Regions from separate parts of the Homo sapiens genome. Here region 1 is linked to region 2. A link is a contact called in ENCODE Hi-C or POLR2A ChIA-PET data. All regions are on one chromosome and are shown on one strand. The core of a region is the stretch at or near the end of the contact, and the rest is flanking DNA. Distances in the headings are between cores, read along the strand shown.

Region 1 (5,829 bases), core at 117-2,616, 120 kb after region 2:
AGAGTGGCATGCGCATATAGTGCCAGCTACTCTAGAGGCTGAGGTGGAAGGATTGCTTGAGCCCAAGAGGCGGAGGTTGCAGTGAGCCATAATTGCACCACTGCACTCCAGCCTGGACAACAGGACAAGACCCTGTCTCAGAAAAAAAAAAAAAAAAAGGTGGAGAGGTGAGTTAAAGGATAATTGGCTGCAGTTTTACAGTCTACAGTTTTAGACTGTAAATCGGCATATCACTTTTCAAATATTAACTCAACCTTCAACAGGCATGAGAAGCTGAAGTTGTTTCTAACTAGCCAGGAAAATGAGAAGTATTATTGCATATCTCTCAGCATATTAGGAAGAATTGGAAGAAAAACAGACCCAGAGCTCTGGATTCTATCTTTTGCTCCAAAGTAATGATAGGAAGCTTTATTCATCTAACAATGGATGCTGTGATTTTAAAAATTTAAAACTACTCTTCTTGATGAAATAAGGAAAAACAAAAGGGGGAAGGAAAGGAATTAGGAAAGGAAAGAGGGAGAGGGGAGCAAGGGAGTGATTAGTATGCTTACATTTTATACTCTTGTGAGGATTAAGAATAATGTGTGTGGGCTGGGCACAGTGGCTCATGCCTGTAATCCCAACACTTTGGGAGCCTGAGTTAGGAGGATGGCTTGAGCTCTGGAGTTCAAGATCAGCCTGGGCAACATAGTGAGACCCCATCTCTACAAAATATAAACAAAATAAGCTGGGCATGGTGACGAGTGCCTGTAGTCCCAGCTACTCAAGAGGCAGAGGTGGGAGGATTGCTTGAGTCCTGGAGGTCAAGGCTGCAAGTGAGCTATGAACATACCACTGCACTCCAGTCTGAGTGACAGAGCTAGACTCCATCTCAAAAAAGAAGAAGAAGAATATGTGTGAAGTCCCATATAGTCCCAGTCCCAGCACACTGTCCCTACTTACTTACTAGACACAGTATTATAGTATCTGTGACAGTGATGGGCATGTAAAATTGTATGTTTAGTCAAATCATATTTGACTGGAGACATGTCTAACTTGTTTAATAAGTCACATTTATAATGCCTTTGCTACTCATGAACATCCAGTCACTTGATTTCACTGATACCTGCAGTCCTAGGCTTGCCAGTGTCCCAGGCCTCTTTGTTCACTATTTCCTGGGCTACTGCTTAGGCTCTATGCCTATTATACATGTAGATATGACCCTCTGTTCTCTGTCATCAACAGCAGTTGAATCAGAGGCCTTGTTTTGGTTATCTCTTGCTGCCTAACTACCCCAAAATTTAGTGGTGTGGAACAACAACCATTATGTTCTCTCTCACAATTTTGTGGGTTGATGTGCTTCAGCTGAGTGGTTCTTATGGTCCATGTGATATTGGCTGGGGCTGCAGTCACTTGGGGGCTTGAATGGTCTGGAATGTTCAAGGCTGCTCATTCACATGGCTGATAGTTGATGCTAGTCATCAGCTGGGAGCCCAGCTGGGCTGTCAGCTGAAGTGGCCACCTGTGGTCTCTCCATGCCCATGTGGCTCAGGCTTCTGACAACATGGTGGCTGAGTTCTGAGAGGGGAAATCGCAAGAGTGAGCCTTCCAAGAGAAGAAAAGTAGAAACTCTCAGTTCTCTTTTTTTTTTTTTGAGACGAAGTCTTTCTGTCACCCAGGCTAGAGTGCAGTGGCGTGATCTCGGCTCACTGCCAGCTCCGCCTCCCGGGTTCACACCATTGTCCTGCCTCAGCCTCCTGAGTAGATGGGACTACAGGCGCCTGCCACCATGTCTGGCTAATTTTTTGTATTTTTAGTAGAGACAGGGTTTCACCGTGTTAGCCAGGATGGTCTCAATCTCCTGACCTTGTGATCCGCCCGCCTCGGCCTCCCAAAGTGCTGGGATTACAGGCGTAAGCCACTGCGCCTGGCCTAACATTTTAGTTTTCTTTTTTTTTTTTTTTTTTGAGACGGAGTCTTACTCTGTCGCCCAGGCTGGAGTGCAGTGGCGAGAGCTCGGCTCACTGCAAGCTCCGCCTCCCAGGTTCACGCCATTCTCCTGGCTCAACCTCCAGAGTAGCTGGGACTACAGGCACCCACCACCGTGCCCGGCTAATTTTTTTGTATTTTTAATAGAGATGGGGTTTCACCGGGTTAGCCAGGATGGTCTCGATCTCCTGACCTCGTGATCCGCCCACCTCAGCCTCCCTCAGTTCTCTTAAAAACTAGCCTCAGCCAGTTGTGGGGGCTCATGCCTGTAATCCCCATACTTTGGAAGGCCAAGGTGGGTGGATCACTTGAGCCCAGGAGTTTGAGACCATTTGTGAGTCTCTACATGGCAACATGGCAAAACCCCGTCTCTACAAAAAAATACAAATACAAAAATTAGCCAGGCATGGTGGCGTTCACTTGTAGTCCTAGCTACTCAGGAGGCTGAGGTGGGAGGATCACCTGAGCCTGGGAGGCGGAGGTTGCAGTGAGTCGTGATTGCACCACTGCACTCTAGCCTGGATGACTGAGCGAGACTCTGTCTCAGAAAAAAAAAAAAATTAAAGGCTAGCCTCACTTCTGTTGCATTCCCTCCCCTCCCCTCCCCTATTCTCTCTCTCTCGCTCTCTCTCTTTCTTGCTTTCTTTCTCTCTTTCTTTTTGAGCCAGGGTCTCACTTTGTCCCTGAGGCTGTAGTGCATTGGCACCATCTTGGCTCACTGCGGCCTCAACTTCCCGGGTTCAAACAATCCTCCTATCTTGGCCCCCCAAGTAGCTGAGACTACAGACATGCACCACCATGCCTGGCTAATTTTTTTTTTTTTTTTTTTTTTTTTTGGAGAGACAGGGTTTTGCCATGTTGCCCAGGCTGGTCTCAAAACTCCTGAGCTCAAGCAATTTGCTCACCTTGGCCTCCCAAAGTGCTGGGATTACAGGTGTGAGCCACCGCGCCCAGCCTTCTGTTATCACAGGCCAGCTCAAATTCAAAGAGTGAAGGAATTGACTCAGCTCTTGATGAGAGATTGGCATGTGCATATAGGGAATGGCCTTCTTACTATAGGGTCAGTACCATATTCCTTTCAAATTGCCTTCATGAAGTGTAAGTCTTTTTAAAAGGATACTTACAAACTCAAGATTCATACCCTAGAAGTAATTCTGGAAAAGGTGGTAAGATATCATTGACCTAAACATGAGAACCTGGAATGATTTGTCTTGGACCCAGTTGTATGGCATTGGAACCATACTTGTGTCAGTACATAAACATGAAAGAGCTAATCTCTTTTGAATGGAAAATGTGGCCCAATTCTGTAAGAAAGGGTTTAAGGCCATACGTGATTATTGCTAGAGCAGTGGTTCTCAAAGTGATTTTGTCCTTCAGGGGGTATTTGGCAATGTCTGGAGACATTTTTGGTTGTTGCAACTGGGTAGGGGGCAGTGCTACTGGCATGTAGTGCATAAAGGCCAGAGATGAAGCTAAGCATGATACAATGCACAGTGCAGCCCTCTCCCACAACAAAGAATTGCAGCCCAAACATGTCAATAGTTTCAAGGCTGCCTGAGCTACAGCAAAGATTCTTCCCACACTGTCTTGGAAGTTCATACAAAGTACATTGCTTTTTATACTCCAAGACATCATTTGTGCCTTTTTTCCTATAAAAAACTTTTCTATCTGTATATTTCCAAATTCAAATTGTGAGATTTCTTTAAAGGCTCTTTACAACTTCTATTTATTTTTTGTATTTAAATAATTTATAGGGCCGGGCGTGGTGGCTCACGCCTGTACTCCCAGCACTTTGGGAGGCCAAGGTGGGTGGATCACTTGAGGTAAGGAGGTCGAGACCAGCCTGGCCAACATGATGAAACCCTCTACTAGAAATACAAAAATTAGCTGGGCACGGTGGCAGACACCTGTAATCCCAACTATTCAGGAGGCTGAGAAAGGAGAATTGCTTGAACCTGGGGCGGAGGTTGCAGTGAGCCAAGATTGTGCCACTGCACCCCAGCCTGGGCAACAGACCGAGACTGTCTCAAAAAAAAAAAAAAAAAGAATTTATGTACAGAGGTTGGATCAAGGTGACTTGTAGGGCACACCAGTTCCATCCCTTTTCTTCTACCTCAAACTCTAAGAGATGACAAGAAAAAAATTACATCTATGTATAAATCCATCTTTATCTGTATCTATACCTGTGTGTGTGTGTGTGCGTATGTCTATATCTCCTGAAAAGGAAGAAGAGGTGATGACTATGGATCAGAAATTTTGAGCATCATTGAAAGGCTGTGCATCAGGAAAGGCTAAATTATGCTGTGGTAACAACTCCCAAATTGAAGTTGTTTAAAAAACTATAGACTATTTCTCATTCATGCTCATTTGGACTGTCAGAGGGCTAGTTGTTTAGGGACCTAACAGCCACCATCTTTTTTTTTTTTTTTTTCTTTTTGAGACAGAGTTTCTCTCTTATCACCCAGGCTGGAGTGCAGTGGTGCGATCTTGGCTCACTGCAACCTCCATCTCCCAGGTTCAAGCCATTCTCCTGCCTCAGCCTCCCAAGTAGCTGGGATTACAGGCGTGTGCCACCAGGCCAGCTAATTTTGTATTTTTAGTAGAGACGGGGTTTCACCATGTTGGTCAGACTAGTCTCAAACTCCTTACCTCAAGCGATCCACCCACTTCCGCCTCCCAAAGTGCTGCGATTATAGGCATGAGCCACCATGCCTGGCCCAGCCACCATCTTGAATGTTGCTATTGCCTTACAGAGGCAAAAAGAGAACTCCGAAGGGCTTCTCATTGGCAGTTGAATGCTCTGCCCTGGAAGTGAACGAGAATCAAGTATCCTACTCACAGTTCATTGCTCAGGACTACTTACGTGGCCCCAGGACGTGCAGTCCTGTCAGTGGCCTGGAGAGGGGAGAATGGAAAATGTTTGACATATGGCTTGATTAACTCCTTCAAAGGCCAGGACAGATGGGCTCTACTGGAAGGAAGAAGCCACAGCTCAAGTGTGCACAGGGCAGGGCTCCTCTGGAAGATGGGAGTGGCTCCTGAAGATATAGCAGGGAGGAGAGGACCCTGTACAAAAGACAGAGTAATTTATTAGAGTACTCTCACAGGAATAACCTGGGAGATTGATTCCCCCGCCCCCCGTATCCCATAGATGGGAAAATTAGGAGGAGTGCTCTATTTTAACATTTGGAAATGTCTTAACATTTGATCTTTAATGTGCTATGGAAGTTACATAAGTCTCCACTATAAAGTTCCGTGTTCAAAAGCATTGTGCCTAGTACTGTGTGTGCTACATTGGATGTTCTCAGTGGGTACTCATTGAATTGAATGATGGTTCTAAACTTACCACAGGAAAAATGCATACACTGTTTTTAAAAATTATCATTGTTATTATTATACCATTATTCTATCTTACAGAGAAGTTTGGATTTGGAAACAAGTTAGAGTCCTGTGAGGGCCTTTTAAGGAATTTCTCCTGCCCAGGAAGCTGCCAGGATCCAAAGAAAAAGCATGTCCAGATCCCAACTTCCCTTGTATTGCTGCTTATTTTTCCTTGCAATTTCCCTGACCCAGCCACCATGCTTGCTCTTTGCACCTTCTCAGCTTTGTGAAAGGATGTCCTTGGTCCTCCAGGCCCTGCTTTCCTGTTGGTGGCCTCTATCTGGATTGGGTCTCTTGAGACACTGTTAGGGGTCAGACTTCCTGGGGCCAGATCTGCTACCCACTAGCTCTGTGACTTTGGGCAAGCTTCTTAATCCTTCTGGGCCACACTTTCCTCATTTGGAAACTTTGAATAATACTAGTACGTACATCATAAGGTACTAGGGTTAGTATGAGATGCAGTGATACTTACAAAGTGGT
Region 2 (5,982 bases), core at 2,794-5,293:
GAAACAATGCTCCTAAAATTTATTACTTTTTTGTCCACTAAAAAAAATGCCCCCATCTTTAACTTTAGTGGCACAAATCATCTATTTTTCTAACAACCTCAGAAACTCAGTATGATGTCCCCTTTGAAAATAATGGAAAGTTGCCGGGCGCGGTGGCTCATGCCTGTAATCCCAGCACTTTGGGAGGCCGAGGCGGGTGGATCACGAGGTCAGGAGATCGAGACCATCCTGGCTAACACAGTGAAACCCCGTCTCTACTAAAAATACAAAAAAATTAGCCAGGCGTGGTGGCAGGCACCTGTAGTCCCAGCTGCTTGGGAGGCTGAGGCAGGAGAATGGCATGAACCCAGAAGGTGGAGCTTGCAGTGAGCCGAGATCGCGCCACCGCACTCCAGCCTGGGCAACCGAGCGAGACTCCATCTCAAAAAAAAAAAAAAAAAGAAAAAGAAAATAATGGAAAGTTTGTGCTCAGCTCCTTCAGTGTCTGCAGCAAGACAGCAAATGAGACCCATGAGAATCTGGGGCTCAGGCAAAAGTTCCAGAAGAAGTTTAAATGCTGAGGTGGGGCCTGTGAAGGAGGGAGGGAGCGCTGGAGACCAGGGGCCTTGGCGATCTGTTTACAACACAAGGGTGACCAGAGCTGTCTGTCTGTAGAGGGCCCTGATGGGAGCAGAGGCATCCAGACAAACAGGGCTCATGCTCTTCTGGGAATCCCTGCCTCACCATGAAACAGAAGAGAGAGATTCCACCAACTGCTTGGATATGTCCCCTTTACATTTCTCCAGCCCAGATGGTGGTGGTGGTGGTGGTGTTGTTTTGAGAAAAAGTCTTGCTCTGTCACCCAGGCTGGAGTGCAGTGGTGCGATCTCAGCTCACTGCAACCTCCACCTCCTGGGTCCAAGAGATTCTCCCCCCTCAGCCTCCTGAGTAGCTGGAATTACAAGCGTATACCACCATGCCTGGCTAATTTTCGTATTTTAGAGACGGGGTTTCGCCATGTGGGCCAGGCTGGTCTCAAACTCCTGACCTCAGGTGATCTGCCTGCCTTGGCCTCTCAAAGTGCTGGGATTACAGGCGTGAGCCACCATGCCCTGCTCCAGATTGGTAAGAACCCAGTGCTTTCCTTGGTGTATAACAATTACCCCACACTCTTGAGTGTCTTAAAATAGTCAGCAGACGTTAAAAGTTGCATCAGAATCTTTTTTTTTTCTTTTGAGACGGAGTCTTGCTGTGTCACCCAGGCTGGAGTGCAGTGGCACAATCTCGGCTCACTGCAAGCTCTGCCTCCCGGGTTCACACCATTCTCCTGCCTCAACCTCCCGAGTAGCTAGGACTACAGGCACCTGCCACCACGCCCGTCTAATTTTTTGTATTTTTAGTAGAGATGGGGTTTCACCGTGTTAGCCAGGATGGTCTCGATCCCCTGACCTTGTGATCCACCCACCTCGGCCTCCCAAAGTGCTGGGATTACAAGGCGTGAGCCACCGCGCCCGGCCTGCATCAGAATCCTTTTTTTAAAAAAAGTTACCTTGGACCAGGCAGGGTGGCTCACTCCTGTAATCCCAGCACTTTGGGAGGCCAAGGCAGGTGGATTATCTGAGGTTAGGAGTTCGAGACCCGCCTGACCAACATGGTGAAACTCTGTCTCTACTAAAAATACAAAATTAGCCAGACATGGTGGTGCACACCTGTAATCCCAGCTACTGGGGAGGCTGAGGCAGAAGAATCGCTTGAACCCAGGAAGTGGAGGTTGCGGTGAGCCGAGATTGTGCCATTGCACTCCAGCCTGGGCAACAAGAGCAAAACTCCGTCTCAAATAAATAAATAAATAAAAAATAAATATAAAAAAGTGATCTTATATTAGTCTGTTCTCATGCTGCTATAAAGAACTTCCCTAGACTGGGTAATTTATAAGGGAAAGAGGTGTAACTGACCCACGGTTCCACATGACTGGGGAGGCCTCAGGAAACTTACAATCATGGCAGAAGGGGAAACAAGCCGTCTTACGTGGCAGCAGGTGAGGCCGGGGGTGTGGGGAGAGGGAGAGAGCACGTGTAAGCACAGGAAAAACTACTCTTTAAAACCGTCAGATCGCATGAGAACTCACTATCATGAAAACAGCACGGGGGAACTGCCCCCATAATCCAATCACCTCCTACCAGGTCTCTCCGTTAACGCCTGGGGATTACAAGTCAAGATGAGATTTGGGTGAGAACACAAAGCCTAATCATATCAGATCTGTTTTTATTTTATTTTATTTTATTTTATTTTATTTTATTTTATTTTATTTTATTTTATTTATTATTTTATTTTATTATTTTATTTTATTATTTTATTTTATTTTATTTTATATTTTATTTTATTTTATTTTGAGAGGGAGTCTAACTCTGTCACCCAGGCTGGAGCGCAGTGCCGCGACCTCCGCTCACTGCAAGCTCCGCCTCCCGGGTTCCCGCCATTCTCCTGCCTCAGCCTCCAGAGTAGTGGGGACTACAGGCGCCCACCACTACGCCCGGCTAATTTTTTATATTTTTAGTAGAGACGGGGTTTCACCTGTGTTAGCCAGGATGATCTCGATCTCCTGACCTCGTGATCCGCCCGCTTCGGCCTCCCAAAGTGCTGGGATTACAGGCGTGAGCCACCGCACCCGGCCATATCTGTTTTTAAATATACATAATATTGAATTATATCTGTTCTTATGTTTAAAGTACTAGTAGGAAATACCCAAAATATTAATAATCTTTGTAACTGAGGGATAGGTTTATACTTGATTTTTACTTTTACTTTTCATTTATCTGTAGTGCCTATATTGTCTACAATAAACATGTATTATATATTTACTTTTGTTGTAAGGAACAAAGGTTTTTCTAAAAGTGGGGAGTGAGACTTAACCCCTGAACTCCCCCCAAAAAGACCATTGAATTTGTTTTCATGAGAATTAAACATTTCTTGAGTCAAAGACACCAAAAGTGAACTTAACAGCAGATGAACTGAGAAAAAGTATTTACAATGTGCAGAGCAGAAAAAGAGTTTTATTTTTCTGAAAACATTTTTATTTATTTATTTATTTTGAGACAGGGTCTCACTTTGTCACCCAGGCTGCAATGCAGTGCTATTATCTCAGCTCACTGCAGCCTTGACCTCCTGGGTTCAAGTGATCCTCTAACCTCAGCCCCCCAAGTATCGGGGACTACAGGTGCACGCACCACCGCACCCAACTAATTATTTGTATTTTTTGTAGAGACAGATTTTCGCTATGTTGCCCAGGCTCAAACTTCTGGGCTACAGCAATCTGCCCACCTTGACCTCCCAAAGTGCTAGGATTACAGGCATGAGCCACCATGCTTGGCCAGGAAAAGAATTTTAATCATTATATACATATACGTGTGTGTGTGTGTGTGTATACATATATATAAAACAAGTCAATAAGAAAAATAAAAACAATCAATAGAAAATTGAACAAAAGATAACAGCAATTTACAGAAGTTGAAGAAAAAAGTCCAATAAATATATGAAAAGATTTTAATCTCATTAAAAACGAAGGAAATAGAGGTCACAACCATTAATAAAATATTTTTTGCCAAAAAAATTTTTTTTGCTTATCACTTTAGAAAATACCTTAAAAATCACTAGCAATCAGAGTTTGTGAGGATGGTTATTCTCGCTAATAATACCAACCATCTATGTGTATACCTACTGTTGGTGGAACTGAAAATTGGCAGAGCCCTTTCTGAAAAGAACTTAGTGGTATATGTCAATACTTTAGGTATGCATGCCCTATGACACAGTGGTTCCAATTTCAGGTATCTATTCCAGAGAAATATTTGCCCATGTGCATGAAGAGGTGTGTACAAGAAGAGGCATGAGTCATAAAGCACTGGAAACAACACAAATGTCTAGCATGGAAGAATGGTTATGTAAACTATGATTGGTCTGTTCTATTGAAAAACCACACAGCACCTAAAACAATTAGAAAGACCTATATGTGGTGACATGGCAAGATAGAGCAACATAGCTCAGGGGTAACCACTGAGGGCCTGTCTGGATTCAAATCATGTTTCTGAAACTTCCTGTCTGTCAGACCTTGGAGAAGCCGCCTAAAGCGCTCTAAGTTTCCACTTCCCCATTTGTAAAATCGGAAAGATAGTATTATGTGCCTCCTAGGGCTGTTAATGAGAATTAAATGGGGCAATACATGCACTGTGTTTTTTTTTTTTTTTTTTTTTTGAGACAGGGACTTGCTCTATCATCTAGAGTAGAGTGCAGTGGCATTATCATGGCTCATTGCAGCCTTGACCTCCCAGGTTCAAATGATCCTCCTACCTCAGCCTCCTGGGACTGTAGCTGGGAATACAGGAGTGCACCACTGTGCTTGGCTAATTTTTATTTTTTTGTAGAGATGGGATCTTGCTATGTTGCCCAGGGTAGTCTCGAACTCCTGGGCTCAAGTGATCCACCCGCCTCAGCATCCCAAAGTGCTGGGATTAGAGGTATTAGCCACTTTGCCTGGCCATACACAACATTTTGAACTGTGTGTGTCTCACAGTAATTTATCAATAAAAATACAAACTTTTGCATATTAGAGAAAAGCAAGTTGTAGAACACCAAACATGATATCAAAGCCTTAATACTAAAGGTAATATATGTGGGTATGCCTATATATGCATAGAAAATGGCCCAGTAGAAAACATGTCTCATTAATAGCGGTGTTTATTTCTGATAAAGGAAAGGACTGGGATAAGGCTGGGGTAGGAAAGCTGTCATATCAACTCTACACTTCAGTATTATTTACTTTTTTACAGAAATAAATGTAACTTGTTTGCTGCATGCAGGCACTTGCATGCGCACGCGCGCACACACACACACACACACACACACACATATGCATACACCAGTTACCTTGGGCAAGGCAATATAGGCTTTGACTCTAGTTTGAAGATTTCAAGAGTACCAAATGTTTTACTCAAGGAATTTGAGCAATTGTGCAATTTTCAACAGTGTTTTGTGTCTATTTTGGCTACACAGAGAACTTCCTCAACAACATGGAAACAGACGAGTTTAGATTGTAGTTAACAAGAATAATTTGCAGAAATAGAAAGAAGCAAATAATCTGTTCTGTTAATAACACTCATCTGTCACCCATGCAATGCCTTTCACAGTTGACTGAGAGCCAATTTTATCTTGCTGTCACATAGAGTGTCCTTTTTATCATTGCAGTTGCACACTTCCCACAATCTTTAGGCAAAGAGGCGGAACTGCCTCATCTACGTGTATAGAAGTTATCTTGTTGCCCGGGTTGGAGTGTGCAGTGTGCAGTCTTGCCTCACTGCAGCCTTGACCTCCTGGGTTTAAGCAATCCTCCTGCCTCAGCCTCCTGAGTTTCTAGGACTACATACATGCCACCATGCTGGGCTAATTAAAAAAAATTTTTTTTGTAGAGATAGGGTCTTGCTATGTTGCCCAGGCTGCTCTCAAACTCCTGGCTTCAAGTGATTCTCCCACCTCAGCGTTCTAATATGTAGGGATTATAGGTGTCAGCCACCATGCTCAGCCTCTCTTGTGTCTCTGAAGAAGGTGCTGGTGAAGAAAGGATCTGGGGCGTCCCAGGTGAGGGAGAACTTTCCAACGCATGCAATCCATCTTGGGCCTCAGGTGACACCCTTGTATCATTCTGAATTAGGAAACGCTTCATTTTTTTAAACCTCATTATGCAAGGAGAATATTTTTTAAAATATTTTAAGGCCAGGCGCAGTGGCTTATGCCTGTAATCCTAGCACTTTTGGAGGCCGAGGCAGGTGGATCACCTGAGGTTGGGAGTTTGAGACCAGCCTGGCCAACATGGTGAAACCCCATCTCTACTAACAACACAAAAAGTACACTGGGCATGGTGGTGCCTGCCTGTAATCTCAGCTACTTGGGAGGCTGAGGCAGGAGAATCGCTTGAACCTGGGAGGCAGAGGTTGGAGGAAGCTGAGATTGTGC

What was found. Hi-C counts contacts between places; a loop is a spot of excess contacts on that map. ChIA-PET counts read pairs that join two places held with the same protein, here RNA polymerase II (POLR2A). Pooled maps may share reads with other maps.
Region 1: a loop to region 2 is called in a pooled map, with 4 times the contacts of the local background. The contact joins two enhancer-like sites. A Hi-C loop is called at or near these places in 4 of 168 maps with a recorded cell type or tissue (B cell, Caco-2, K562 and 1 more), 2 of 37 single-sample maps with no recorded cell type and 9 of 50 pooled maps. POLR2A ChIA-PET finds 5 or more read pairs at or near these places in 5 of 52 experiments (CD8-positive, alpha-beta memory T cell, GM12878, HCT116 and 2 more).

What each region holds. Positions count from the first base shown.
Region 1 is chr20:5,796,690-5,802,518 of GRCh38, forward strand. The region is part of intron 2 of SHLD1 (shieldin complex subunit 1); the gene reads left to right. Among named protein-coding and RNA genes, the nearest start is that of SHLD1, 49 kb to the left of the region's middle. RefSeq lists an enhancer at 1,434-1,633. Within about 2 kb of position 1,367, at least 4 of the 41 ENCODE cell types and tissues checked have a DNase peak (open chromatin) inside an H3K27ac peak, as active enhancers do; they include B cell and OCI-LY7, where a contact is called at or near this core.
Region 2 is chr20:5,670,433-5,676,414 of GRCh38, forward strand. No RefSeq gene overlaps it. Among named protein-coding and RNA genes, the nearest start is that of GPCPD1, 62 kb to the left of the region's middle. Within about 2 kb of position 4,044, at least 6 of the 41 ENCODE cell types and tissues checked have a DNase peak (open chromatin) inside an H3K27ac peak, as active enhancers do; they include B cell and OCI-LY7, where a contact is called at or near this core.